Regions from separate parts of the Homo sapiens genome. Here all the other regions are linked to region 1. Evidence: chromatin contacts called from ENCODE Hi-C data. All regions are on one chromosome and are shown on one strand. Each heading gives the region's core, a stretch centred on a gene start or an enhancer-like site at or near the end of the contact. The rest is flanking DNA. Distances are from core to core; before and after follow the strand shown. Region 1 holds the start of C2CD5 (C2 calcium dependent domain containing 5). Region 2 holds the start of ERGIC2 (ERGIC and golgi 2). Region 3 holds the start of STRAP (serine/threonine kinase receptor associated protein).

The links. Hi-C counts contacts between places; a loop is a spot of excess contacts on that map. Pooled maps may share reads with other maps.
Region 2: a map of CD8-positive, alpha-beta T cell shows a loop between it and region 1 (17-fold over the local background). The contact joins the promoter of ERGIC2 here to the promoter of C2CD5 in region 1. A Hi-C loop is called at or near these places in 1 of 168 maps with a recorded cell type or tissue (CD8-positive, alpha-beta T cell), 1 of 37 single-sample maps with no recorded cell type and 8 of 50 pooled maps.
Region 3: a map of CD8-positive, alpha-beta T cell shows a loop between it and region 1 (8-fold over the local background). The contact joins the promoter of STRAP here to the promoter of C2CD5 in region 1. A Hi-C loop is called at or near these places in 2 of 168 maps with a recorded cell type or tissue (CD8-positive, alpha-beta T cell and naive thymus-derived CD4-positive, alpha-beta T cell) and 7 of 50 pooled maps.

The regions. Positions count from the first base shown.
Region 1 is chr12:22,542,033-22,546,786 of GRCh38, forward strand. C2CD5 (C2 calcium dependent domain containing 5) reads right to left here and starts at 2,510. Exons shown (of 27, transcript NM_001286176.2): 1 at 2,288-2,510; 2 at 2,029-2,147. The coding sequence starts at 2,118. RefSeq lists enhancers at 751-1,270, 2,411-2,640 and a silencer at 2,151-2,270.
Region 2 is chr12:29,379,078-29,383,831 of GRCh38, forward strand. ERGIC2 (ERGIC and golgi 2) reads right to left here and starts at 2,095. Exons shown (of 14, transcript NM_016570.3): 1 at 2,038-2,095. RefSeq lists an enhancer at 1,658-1,827.
Region 3 is chr12:15,879,658-15,884,411 of GRCh38, forward strand. STRAP (serine/threonine kinase receptor associated protein) reads left to right here and starts at 2,730. Exons shown (of 10, transcript NM_007178.4): 1 at 2,730-3,162; 2 at 3,884-4,019. The coding sequence starts at 3,051. It overlaps LOC102724146 (a long non-coding RNA gene), which reads right to left and starts at 2,641. Exons shown (of 6, transcript XR_007063230.1): 1 at 2,123-2,641; 2 at 1,450-1,542. RefSeq lists a silencer at 1-32 and enhancers at 2,148-2,377, 2,688-2,807.

The DNA.
Region 1 (4,754 bases), core at 1,260-3,759:
CTATTTTAACCTAAGAAATGTCCCACAAATCTTTCTGTTCAAATCCATTCCTATTCCCATTCCCACATATTACCTGGATAATTTTACCACCTTCTTAACTGATCTCCCTGCCACACTTCCCATCTGTCTAGTCCATCAATAGCATCCCCATTCAGGCCATCCTATAAAGAAACAAACTAATACAAACATGATCTTATTTTATTTCTGCTTAAAAAACTCCCCTGGCCAGGCGTGGTGGCTCAGGCCCATAATCCCAGCACTTTGGGAGGCCGAAGCGGGAGAGGCAGGAGGATGGCTTGAGGCCAGGAGTTGGAGGCTGCAGTGACCTGCATTCAGCTTCCTTGTCGCTCCTTATAAATATTACAGAAAATGAGGTTTTATAGAAAATGGGGCTTTCCAGCCTCATCCCTAACAAGCTCCACTACCCACATATCTCATACCCTTTCCTCCAGACACGTACTAAACTAAGGCAGTTTCCTGAACATACTATATATCCCAGTCTATGCCTTTGCCTTTGATGTTCCCTTTGCCTGGTAAAATCCTGGGTGTCCTTCAAGGCCCACTTCAAATGTCACTTTCACAAGAAGCCTTTCTCAACCTTCAGAGACAGAATTCTTTCCATATTCTAATACAATACTCATCACTTTGGTGAGGCCGTATTAGCAGAGTGGTTAAGAGAACAAACTGTCAGGCTGTGGAGGTTTGCAAGCTATGTAACCTTAAGCAAATTATTTACCCTTCCTGGGCCTCAGTTACATCCACTGTAACATGGGACAATAACAATACTCCTATAGCAGGACTGTTGTGAAAACTAAGAATTTAAAAGTACTTAGTACAGATCTGGCAATTATTAAATTCAACACGTTACCTATTAGTTATTAAATAGGCTGTGTGGGTCAATGTCTGAACTACCGGAAAGCAAACACTATGTTTTAGTTATTTGTGGATTCCTATCACCTAACATCTGGCACAAGAGCACTCAAGAACTTTCTCAAATGAAGTGATTAAGAATCACCATGACAATGGGCAGGGGAGGCAGTGAACTGTAATTATTCGGTTAGAGAACATTTAGGAAACATCAGGAATATTGAGATGAAATCGAGCTATATATTATGATATATCTATCCATCAATTCTAAGCACTAATAGCCCAAATGATTGCTGCTCTAATGCTCTGGCTCATCACGCCAATTTTTATTACAATCTTTACTTGGCTTCTTTCAGACTCTGGGTTATTACCTTCCGGCCGTAGGCCTTTACTAATTTGCATGACTTTTAAACTAATCATTAGACTTAAAAAGCAATTTTGCAATTTAAGTCCATGGCAATTAAATGACTTCCTACCTCAAGGCGCTAAATTACCCTGAAACACCTCATCAGACCTACCAGCCTATACAAGAGCAGGAAGTGTTGCAGTTGTGTTTTAGAACGTGCATGGCAGATTCACAAAATGTTAGGCATGAGAGTGGATTTCCTCGCACTGTGGGACTCCAAGTGCCCATAAAGGGCTTCATGCACCTTCTTAAACATGATGTCCAGCACTCTGGCCACCCCTTCCAAGGGTGTGTGTGTGCCTGTGTGTGTGTGTGTTTCAGTGGCTGCGGGGCCACACCTTGGGATCTCCTGAGTGGCAGGTGGCCTGTTAATGAGTCCTGACATCAGAGTCATTCCGGCATTTGTGTGTGTGTGTGTGTATGTGTGTGAGTGTGTCGGTGGCTGCGCGGCCACGCCTTGGGATCTCCTGAGTGGCAGGTGGCCTGTTAATGAGTCCTGACATCAGGGTCACCCCCGCATGCACAACAGTACAAGCCTCCCCGCGCAGCGGACTGTGCCGCGGACGCCTGCAAGCCGTGCACCCATCGCACACACTGAGGTCTCGGCGGTCATCCCTCGTGGGAGAGCTGGACAACCACGGCCGAAGGGAGGGCAGTCGAGGGGGGAATAGGCTGAGGGGCTGGGGGCGAGGTGGGTAGATCCTTCACAGGGCTTGGCGCTCCCTGTGTTTTGAGGGGCAGGACCCTGCACCAACCTCCACGAAGGCATCAGTCAGGTCACTAGCACGGTCCATCACTGGCAAATGGCGCCCGGCCACGATTTTCACCTTCAGCTTCCCTGGCATGGTCTCGGTTTCGGCCTCTTCTTGGGCTCCTGCAGAAACAAACAAACGAGTCTGCGCCGAGCGCGGGGCCGGCGGGAGAGGGGCGGAGGCGCGCGGGGTAACTGACAGCGAAGGAGCGCGCGGGGGCGCGCGCGGGCGCCCGGCAGTCGCGCCACGGGTCGCCACTCACTGTCGCAGGAGGAAGGGTGCTGTCCCGCGCGGGTGCTGAGACCTCATTCCGGAGAGGCGGCGGGAGGAAGGGCTTTGATGGGTTCTTCCGTCCCGGCCCCACAAGGCTGGGACGAAAAGCAAAACCCAGTCAGCATCCCGTTGAGCCTCTGCCGCCCCTGCTTGTCTCTCCTCCCCCGCTCTCAAAAATGGCGGCTCTCGGGGCGCGGAAGAAAGCATCGATCGTTCGGCGCTCTGCCCACTTGGCGGGGCGAAACTAAACTCGCCGAGGAAAGATAAGGGGGCGGGGCTGACGTTGAGAAAGCTGGAGGGCAGGGAAATGGGCCGAGTCCTGCATCATCCACCGAGTGGGGGCTGTGGATAGGTGCGGCGCTGCTTCCCTGGAGGGAAACGCTCCATCTTGCGGGCCGAAGCGCGAGTGCTGCTCTGTGACAGCCTCCGGCCGCGGCCTTCCCAGCTGCTACCGCCGCTTTTCGGATGGGCTGTGATAGATGGAGTAGCAGCGAAGACTGCTAGAAGAGCGTTTTCAGTCGGCCTTTAGTGATTCGTAAAACCAAATTAGCTGGTTTCTACTTGGAAGGGGTACAGGTGCGTGTGGTGGTTCCAGTTTTCTGTGAAATAGAGTTAGATGGCCAGGCACAGTGGCTCACGTCTGTAATCCCAGCACTTTGGGTGGCCGAGGCGGGCGGATCACCTGAGGTCAGGAGTTCAAGACCAGCCTGGACAACATGGCGAAACCCCGTCTCTACTAAAAATACAAAAATTAGCTGGGCGTCGTGGCGAGCGCCTCTAATTCCAGCTACTCAGGAGGCTGAGGCAGGAAAATCGCTTGAACCTGCGAGGCGGAGGTTGCAGTGAGCCGAGATCACTCCTCTGTCTCCAAAAAAAGAAAAAAAAGAAAGAAAGAAATAGAGATACCAGGCACATCTCGAATAGTGAAATAAATATTTAGTGAAATATTTTATTCAGTCATAGGCACTTGTGTTGTGCACTGGGTCACAGATATTACTGTGGGCGGGGTGGGGGAGGTCACCTTGAAATCCAAAGTCTCCTCTTGAAAAAAAGTTTCTGCTGGTAGGTGTGGTGGCTCAGATTTGTAATCCCAGCACTGTGGGAGGCTGAGGTGGGAGGATCGATTGAGTCCAGGAGTTCGAGACCAGCCTCATGGAGACGAGGCAACACAGTAAGACCCCTTCTTTACAAGAAATGCAAAAATTAGCTGGGCCGGTGGCTCGTCTGTGGTCTCAGCTACCTAGGAAGCTGAGGTGGGAGAATCTGGGAGAATTGCTTGAGCCCAGGAGTTTGAGGCTGCAGTGAGCTGCCATCTCACCACTGCACCCCAACCTGGGCAACAGAGCAAAACTCTGTCTCTTAAAAAAAATTTTTTTTTAATTAAATGTCCTGCACTCTTAGATCATCTCAGTGTTCTTATTAAGCATCCACAAGCCTAAAGATAAGACCTACAGTAGTAGCAGAAGTTCAGGACTTCCTACCATGGAAAGTATAGTCAACCACAAGAAATAAACATGGAGAGCGTTAAACATCTTGAAGAATTGACCCAACTATAAATAAAGTAAGGTGTTATCTACAGGCTCAGACCATATTAGGGAAATTGAGGCACACACAAGATGTAAATAAATCAGTCCTTACCAAATATCAAAATCAGCATTGACAGTATACCCAGTATCAACAAAATCAGAGTTCATGCCGGCTCAAAGATTGTAACATTTCATTCCTAAGTGAAGATATCCGTATGATCTTTTTAACTTCGAAAATACTCAATAGAGTAAATACTCCAAACAGTAGTGATCCCGAATTATCTTTTCATGACAAAAATTCCTTCTATGGCAGGAATATTGTTCACATAAGTGAGAAATTGAACTCCTACAGAGAAAACGACTTCCTCAAAATAAAAATCTAAAAAAATCGCTTGCTTTTTGGACTAGAGAAACTTTTATCAATTCAAACTATGTCAAAGGAATAGGGGTCATAGATCCCATGCGAATTTCCTTAGGTCCACCTGCAGCTTTTTCTGGAGTCTGACTCTGCCCTTAAAATACCCTTGCCAGAATTCTGAAGGTTGGCTACACTATGTGATCAACGTTTTTTATTTATTTATTTATTTAGAGACAGGGACTCACTCTGTGTCCCACACTGGAGTGCAGTGACATGATCATAGCTCACTACAGCCTCAATCTTCTGGGCCAAGCGATCCTCCCACCTCAGCCCCCCAAGTTCCTGGGACTACAAGCACATACCACCATGCACCGCTAGTTTTTTAAATTTTTTGAAGAGATGGAGTCTCCCTGTATTGCCCAGGCTGGTCTCAATCCTGGTTTAAGCCATCCTCCTGCCTTGACCTCACAAAGTGGTGGGATTACAGGCATGAGCCATCTTGCCCGGCATGATCAGTGTTTTTTGTTGTTTTGGGTGGTAGAGTTGAAGTCGTTTTTGTGGTGAAATCGAAG
Region 2 (4,754 bases), core at 845-3,344, 6.8 Mb after region 1:
TTAAGAGAGACTATAGAGTGATAACAGAATAACCTTAAAAGTGCCTAGTAGCAATGTGAAGCAAGGACAAGTATAATCCTCCTCAAAGAACAACTAGACTATAGTAGCTCTCAATAAAAGTATAGAAAATTAAAGTTAAAAAGTATTAAGGAAAAGGTCAGGGACACATGAAATATATTTACAATAGAATGAATGTTCTCAAAAGCAAAGAGTATGGGGGTTAATAAGGCACTCAGAGGGTAGATCTGAGCCACACTACAACGTGACTATATAGAGCAATAGAAAGGAAGAACTTATGCTTTAGTCATTAAAAGAGGATAATAATTTAAGAAAACAAGCAACTGGATAATGGGAGTTTAAGGACACATTAACCACACCAATCAGAGTGTTTAATCAATCTGGAGTTCAGAAAGATATTATTTTAAACAATATCTTCTTCAGTCTACATTTTGACTAAGTAACAAGGCAACATTTGTAACTACAGATGTTAGAAAATGAAAATAAAAAATAACAAGAGCTAACATGCATTGAGTGTTTACTGTGTGCCAGGTATTGTTCTAAATGCTTTGTATGTTTCAACACATTCAATCCTCACAACCTTCCTATGAGTTAAGTATCATTATTTCATTTGGCCGATGAAGGAACTAAGGCACAGAGAGGTTAAATAATTTGACCACTATGACATTAAGAGGCAGAATTACAATAAATATTGGGAAACTATTAAATAGGATTTTTAGCAGGCACTGACTGCCTAAAAGTAACTTCTGGTAAAGAAAAAAAAAATAGCCATTTCTTTCACTTAAATCATCAATCCCCAAAGAAAGAAAATGTGTGGGTGGTTGTTGTTGTTTCCCTAACTCTCGTTGTTCCAGACTAGGCCTGATTTCCTTTGAGAGATCTTTCAAACTTGATATATTTTTATGATTTGTACCAGGAAGCCATTATAACACGCAACTGTATACTAAAGTTCACCATCATTTAAAAAAAAAAAAAAAATCCTCCTCTCTCTATCCATCCCTGCACCGCCAACCCCCACCCTCCCAAAAAATCAGAATTTTTTTCCTCATGTTTTCCACTAGAACTGGCATAATTACAACAACTTAAAGATATCAACAAACAAATTAGGTAAATAACCATGTCTTTTTTCAGTGAACAAGCCAGGCTCATTCTTTATAATTGCTGTATACTGGAGTCCAATGTATCAGGCTAGGCAATTAACTGAAATACTGAATTACAACTTCAAATGAATAAATCCTGTTTTTAACTGTAACTTTCATTGCTTCTGAAAACCAGTCTGGCAACATTTTAACAGCTATTATGCCACTTTGTCTTTAAGTCTCGGGGGCACTAAAATATAAAAGTTATTTAAACGTGTTTTCTCAAACAATGACCTGTCAACTCTATATACTACAGATAAACAAGGCTATTCTCCACCACGAGTTGACACGTTGCCTTCGGAAGGTTTCCTGCGCCGAGGAAAAGTAGTGACAGTCGAACCTGTCTCTCAGCATCTCGCCCTCCCCCGCCCCCTTCTCATTTTCCGAAGCACTGTGCGAAACTCCTTCCGGGCAAGGCCAAGACTCTTAAAGAGACAGAGGGCAACGTGCTGCCACGAATGTGGCATTTGTCTGAATGGGGGTAGGGAGTCTGACATCCGGGAGGACTGGGACTCGACCGATTGGGATCCTACTCGCCTGCGGACTGGAGAAACCACCTGGGAACCGGGCACTGTGACAAGCAAAGGGTCAGAATCAGGTGCGATCGAGGAAGCACCTGAACTCCTTCGAGTTGCAGGATAGCACACAAGCACCCGGACCTGGCAAAGGGAAGCTCCCAGTAGCATCGTTGCCTAGGGTCCTGCCAGTAACGCCCCCGTGGGAGGTGGAGCGGCTTCTCCGTCCGACCGGCTCTCTAGAGATCAATGAAGACAGGAAGCCAAGCCCATGACAGGCTCCCAGTTCCCTCAATTGCATTTACGCCCTAAACAGCCCTGGAACAACCGAGGGAACAGCACCCAGCGGTGTTTCAGTATTTTACCTTGTGTTATGGTCCCAGCCTACCGCCATGTTTCACAGAAGCCCGGGTCGCCGGGGCTCCCGCGTACCCGGAAATATCGCGAGAACAAAAGCGACTATCACAGCTGAAAACGTCAGAAAAGAGACAATGTACAGATCTCGCGATATTCCCTTTGCTTACGACGTGCTTAGGGAATGAAGAGGCGTGGTTAAGATAAAAGAGGCGTGCCTACAGGGAAATGAGGTTGCAACTTGTTTTAGGTGTAATCGCGCCGCCAGTCCGGTTCTGTTTCTATGGGAAGGGAGGGGTTACTTTCCGACTAACACTGAGACTGCAGAACGAATCTCAGCTCCTCACACCGTATTTCATTACTAATAAGAGCCTTGGGCGCAGAAATTATCCCTAACAACCCTAATGCATATCACCTGTGCAATTGTTTTGTTTCCCTCTTTCAGTTTTTGTGTCGTTTTCCCCTGACAAGAACATTTGAGCTTCCTTTTCCGCCATAGGTAACGCTTTTTATTATTTGATCAGCGTTTTTATTGTCTTCCAGGTTTTAATATCATAAGAAAGCACATATGTCTTCCTCATCTCCCTTCGCCAACACCAACTATGCCTTCAAATATTTGTTAAGAAAGAAAATTAATACCTCATCTTTTTCTACCACTTCATAGAACAGGAGTTAATAGACGGAACTTCGGAAAGAAAAGTTAAATGTGAACTCCTGGAGAGTAAACCCATTCCAGGTTCCTTTTCACCCATCTGTTACCAGATTTTATAATCAAACATTGAGATTTAAATTTTCTGATTCATTGACCTAGAAGTCTAACAACGGCATAATTATGACAACTGCTTATAATTACTGTTTAAAGGCTTTAACTGCTTTTTTAAAAAATCTGCGTATCCTCACAACACTCTTAGAAGATAATACCAGTATTTACCTGTTTTATAAATACGGAATTTGAGTCAAGGGGTAGTGAAGTGATTTACCCAAATTCAGACCGCTGGGAGAGTCAGGGAAATCTTGATCACAATACTAAACTGTGCCTCAAAGGAAAAAAATCACATTGTTTTATGTAGTGAATTAACCTTTACTGAAATACTAAATTTCACTAAATTGAATATCCCCCAAAATAAGGACTGATGAAAAGTTTCCAATGAATCAATTTTATTTTCAGACTTTCAGAGTTAGTCTAATTAAATCAATTTAAAGTTCTCACTTTCTTGACATGCTTAAGAAGTATAGTGTAGTGGGTGAAATCATAGACACTGGAGACAGGACTTCCTGGGTTAGAATTCCAGATCAGCAACTTACTAGCATGTAACCTTGACCACATTATTTCATCTCTTTGTGTCTCCATTTGCTCATCTGTAAAATGGGCATGATAATATCTCAGAGTTGTTACGAGGATTAAGTAAATTAATATACATCTAAAATGCCTTTTTTTAATCTTTGCCGTAAAGGCATCAGCAACTCTTCCTTCTTTGTGAATATGGGCTCTTGCTTGGATGGAGGCTGGCTGTTGTTCACTTAGTTACATCTGATCCCTCATCTCCTGGATAACCTACTTTCAGGGTAACAACTATCCCATGAGAGTTGGATTTCCCAGTGTAGCAAAACTGACTAATTTGATCCTTCTTATTTAGAAAACAACTCACCATTTTCTAATCTACCCAGTGAAGAGGGAACTTAATTTCCCCTGAAGATTGAAACTCTCGGGCTGCAGCTAAAGCCGCATTCTTTTCATTAAAGGCCAGGGTTTGATCTAACAGTAGCACGACATCTCTGCAAGCGAGGTCAAAGGTTTGCCCTAGACCCTGTAGGACATCTATGTACCTATCAGGATCATCTTTAAAAAGAGATAGATACTTAATCTTGTGTTATCAGTGGCGTTATGTCTGAAAAACAATTTGCTTTAAAAAGTCCATTATGTATTACCCGCATAAGATAGGTTTTAGACTGAGATTAATAATTGTTCCATAACAACCTGTATTTAGTAAAGATGATCAAAAGGTGTTTTTGTGCCATTTTTTTCTTTCTCTAGTTCGATTGAATAATTCATGGGCTTTTTTCTAATTCTCCTTAGTCCTTCTAGAACACAGGTCAACAGATGTTTATGACTTCAGTCCCCATGATCTGAGTCAAGGTCCCAGTGGGGATCCATACTGGGGATGGCTTGCTGACCAGTCGGGAATTTGTCCCTTTCTTCGGCTGTCATTCTGTCATTTACTTGACTAAGATACCAGGTATCTCCAAACTCTTGGGCTGCAGCTAAAGCCGCATTCTTTTCATTAAACGCCAGGGTTTGATCTAACAGTAGCATGACATCTCTCCAAGTGAGGTCAAAGGTTTGCCTAGACCCTGTAGGACATCTGTGTACCTATCAGGATCATCTGAAAACTTCCCCAGGTCTGCCTTGATCTGCTTTAAATCAGAGAGGGAGAAGGGGACATGTACCCGGGTTGGGCCAAATACCCCTCCCGCTATAGCTTGAAGGGGACATAACCAATAGCCCGGGGTTTTTTGTGGTCCTTTGGAGATTTCCTTGCTTGTTTCCTTCTGGCCAGGGGAGATTAGAGGAGGATTATCATTAATAGGAAGGGGAGCTATAGGGAGGCTAGGATATGGGGATAAGCTGAGAGATCCTCCTGTGGGATATAAATTGTAAGCTTTGCATAGTTGTGTATTCTCCCTCAATGAAAATAAAGCTTGGACATGAGGTATTTCACTCCATTTG
Region 3 (4,754 bases), core at 1,480-3,979, 6.7 Mb before region 1:
TAATCCCTTCATTACACTGCTCTCAACTTCTACATTTCAGCGTGCCAGTTTTTTTTCTGCTGGGGAGTACACTTTGTTTTTTTATTCCTATGTACTTTATAATTCTTGATGCTATTTAACATGGCATATTTTAAAATTACATTTTTTGTTGTTGCTAATGTATAGAAATGTGATTTCTTCATTACACTTAAAACAACAACAACAACAACAACAAAACCCAGTAACCTAGGCATCGCACCCAGCCTGGGTAACATAGTGAGACTTCATCTCTTCTAAAAAAAGAAAAAAACAACTTCAGTAACCTTTCTAAATTCTCTCATTAATTCCAATAATTTTTATTTTTATTTTTTTCTTTTGAGACATGGTCTTACCTCATTGTCCAGGCTGCAGTGCAGTGGCAGAAATTGGGCTTATTGCAGCCATGAACTTCTGGGCTCAAGCGATCCTCCTGCCTCAGTGTCCCGTGTAGCTGGGATCACAGTAGTGTACCACCATGCCTGGCTAATTTTTTTATTTTTTTGTAGAGCCTGGGTCTCACTTTGTTGCCCAGACTGGTCTTGAACTCCTGGGCTGGAGTGATCCTCCCATCTCAGCCACCCAAAGTACTGGGAACTGGAATTACAGGCATGAGCCACCACACCTTGCCTCTTTTCTTTGTATATAACCTCTAAAACAATTTCTAATCACAGATTTACAACTTTCTTTGGAAGATTTATGCATTTTTAAGTTACCTGAACATCTAGTACGATGCTGTATTGAAGAGGCAGTAGCAATCATCTGTCTCGTACCTAATCTAATACAGAATGCTTTCTGTATTTCACCATTAGGTGTGGGGTTTCAGATATTCTATGAGGTTAAAAAAGTCCCTTCTATTTCTAGTGTCTCAGAATTCTTATAAGTGAAAGAATGCTGAATTCTATCAAAAACTTCTTACACATCTTTTGATATGATTTTCTTTAATCTTTTAATATTGTTAATTATATCAATTACATTAACCTGTCTTCTAATATTAAATTGACCTTGAAGCCTACCCAATTGGTCATAATACACAATACTCTTAGAACTCAGAATCCAAATGAGCAGGAAATAATACATTCTTTAGAGCCAAGTATGTACCATAACTTACCAATTATATTCTTATCTACACACAATGAGCAATAAATGAACATGTATCAGTATCTGACCAGTTGTGTCATTTTGAGTGGGTCTTTTATTTACCTCCATCAGTAATGCAACAATCTATTTAATCAGTAAACAGTCATGCTGAGTATTCACTAAATGCCATTCACTTTTCTGGCACTAGAGTACAAATGACAAAGCCATAACCATTGCCATTAAGGAGTTCATAAATGTGTGAGTGGTGCGTATGTGTGAGACAAAAGGGAGAGGATGGCACAAAGGAGGAGTCGAACAAGATAAAATGAAAAACATATATAGTAAGTGCTTTACCGTAAGTGAATGAACGAGAGTACTAAGGAAAAAGAATGGAGACGTATTTCAAGTTCTCACGTTGTTTGACTCGAATCTTGTAGACGGTGTTTGCTGCAAAAAGATGAAGAAAACATTCACAGACATTTATGTTGATTACATATTTATTGCTATGTGCCCAGACGTTTTGACCTTGGGGATAAAGTAGCAAAGAAAACACAAAAATCTCTGTTGTATTGGGTTTACATTCTATCAATAAAGATACAACTTGCCCAGAGAAAAGCCCTCTCCTGGTTAGGAAACAGTATCAACAATTAACAGCTCTGGTGGTTTCACAGAGCCACAGTGGGCTGCCTGCTGCAGACAATATCAGAGTTTGTTTATATTTAAATATTATTTTAATATTTCTATTTTTGTCCATGTATTATAATGCACATCTATGTAATTTGCAAATCATCACTCATATATACATCATATCAAAAGGTGTAAAAGTTTTTGATAGAATTCAGCATTCATTCGCTTATAAAATGAGTGAAGGCTCACTTTACGGATGAGAGTATTTCATCAAAAAAATTGGGGATCTACGACTCTAGAGTTCTCCGAAGTCCACCAAGGAAAAAGTAACTTGAATTTAATCGCATTTAAAACTATATAGTATCCACTCCTAAAACATTAGCAACATAGGAAAACTTACACAGCGGAAGAAATGACTGGGGATTTTTTTTTTTTTTTTAATACATGGTCTCGCTCTGTTGCCCAGGCTGGAGTGCGGTGGCGCGAGCACCGCTTACTGCGGTGTCGACCTCTCGGGCTCGAGTTATCCTCCCACCTCAGCCTTCCAAGTAGGTGGGACCACAGGCACCACCACTCCAAGCCCGTATATGGTTTTTAAATAAGACAAATTGCAAAAAACGTTGCCAGACAGCGTTCGCTGGTTTGGGCCGTCACTGGGTATGGCTCGTGTCCGTCTAGATATTCAGAGGCCGAGCACAGTCCTCAGTAGGGCTGCTCGGCAGGTACACAGCTGACGCTGGTCCTTGGACTTATGGGAGTGGGAACAACTTTCAACTCGGCCGCGGACCAGGAAGGCGTTCTGACCCGCTAGAGCTCGGGGACAGGGACCCCATCCCGGTGCCTAGAGCGTCTCCCTTAGTCGGCGTGGGCCAGCGCCAGTTACCTCACGAGCACTGAACTAGCGCCTGCGCCCTTCTATACTTCTCGCTCTTTCTTCAAGTCACTTCTACCCGGCGAGCCCGCCCTCCCGCCAATCGTCATTTCCGGCGGGTGCTCTGCGTCATTTACGTCGTCACTTCCTGCCGATGCCGGTGTGGACGCTGTGAATCGTGGCTGGCCCGGTTCTCCGCTTCTCCCCATCCCCTACTTTCCTCCCTCCCTCCCTTTCCCTCCCTCGTCGACTGTTGCTTGCTGGTCGCAGACTCCCTGACCCCTCCCTCACCCCTCCCTAACCTCGGTGCCACCGGATTGCCCTTCTTTTCCTGTTGCCCAGCCCAGCCCTAGTGTCAGGGCGGGGGCCTGGAGCAGCCCGAGGCACTGCAGCAGAAGAGAGAAAAGACAACGACGACCCTCAGCTCGCCAGTCCGGTCGCTGGCTTCGCCGCCGCCATGGCAATGAGACAGACGCCGCTCACCTGCTCTGGCCACACGCGACCCGTGGTTGATTTGGCCTTCAGTGGCATCACGCCTTATGGGTATTTCTTAATCAGCGCTTGCAAAGGTGAGCAAGGCCGCAATCCTGGTCCTCGACGGCTGGGACTGGGCTGAAAGGGATCGGGACCCGCACGCTCCAGTGCCGAAGCGGTGGTGTGGTGAGGGGGGAGGGGGCGATATTAACATCTGAGATGAGAGCCAACACTGGTCCGGTGGAGAAAGGAGTGTGTTAGGGAATCCGCAGCTGGAGCCGAGAGGACGCTTTTGTAGAAACTATTACCTCCAACTAAGACCTCTCTCCTTATTTTATTTTTATTGCTATTTTTGAAGGAGCTGGTCAGCATTTGCCTAGACTCTCGGGACAACACGGTAAATAGCTTTCAAGGATTTGGGGAAAGGAGAAATTAGGCCAGGCCGTGCAATACCTTACAAAGACGTTCGCTCTTGTCTCACTGGATATTCCTTTGTGGTATTAGCCTCATTTTTCAAATGGGAAACTGAGATTCAGGCTAAGATGTCTGTCCAAAATAAGACTAAAATCTAGATTGTTTTGACGCAGATCAGTATTCCCAGCCAATTACAGATGCTTTTCAGAGAGAATGATCTGTTCAGCTCTTCAGTTAATTTATTACTGCACATTCCTTAGTGCCTTCAGTGGGTGGTGGTAGTTAAATAGCTGAAACAATTTTTCCACTTTGTCATTGAACATCATTGTATATTTACATTTGAATCTTAGACTTTAAGTAATCTGAACTTATAAATTACATGTTTTAAAAAATATTTTCTAGATGGTAAACCTATGCTACGCCAGGGAGATACAGGAGACTGGATTGGAACATTTTTGGGTCATAAAGGTGCTGTTTGGGGTGCAACACTGAATAAGGATGCCACCAAAGCAGCTACAGCAGCTGCAGATTTCACAGCGTAAGTGTAGCCAAGATGGCTAACTTTGGTGTTCTCTGTAGCTTGTGTCCTGAAATAATCAAAAACTTCAGTGTCAGATATTCATAAAATTCTGACTCACTGGCTGCCATACAGAACGCATGTTTGATCCCACCAAAATTCCATCGTGGTCCATCGTGGTCCTGTGTGCTTCTTTGTCTTCAGTGGTTCTCAAAATTTTCAGAGGCCTAAATGACTTATTCCGTATATTTTGATTGAGACTCAGGAATCTGCATTAACAAACGCACCAGATAATGAATGTTGATCTCCTTTACGAATGCTGCTCTGTGTGTACTCCTTAGTGATATCCTACATTGATGGCCCTAGGTTTTTATTTCAATCCCGGTTTTTGTTAACTGGCTTTAGGCATCATTAAAACTCATTGTGTCAAAAACAAACAAACAAAAAAACAACAAAAAAACAAAACTCAGCTGCTCGTCATTTCCTAAGTTTTTAAAGGTTGAAATCTAAAGCATTCTTGATTTTCCCTTATATCTAGATTATCATCATCTTTTTTGATTCTGCCAGCGGGATGTCTCCTGACTCCAATGTTCCTTCATGTAGTAACTGTGGCTGCCTTAGTTCAGGATCATTTTTAACTTTCAGTAGTTTCTTTTCCTCCTATTCATTTTCCATATTGTTGCCAGTTGTCTTCCTAAAAACATACTTGATCATGTCACTTCTCTACTAATGATCTTCCTGTCTTCCCTTTGCCAT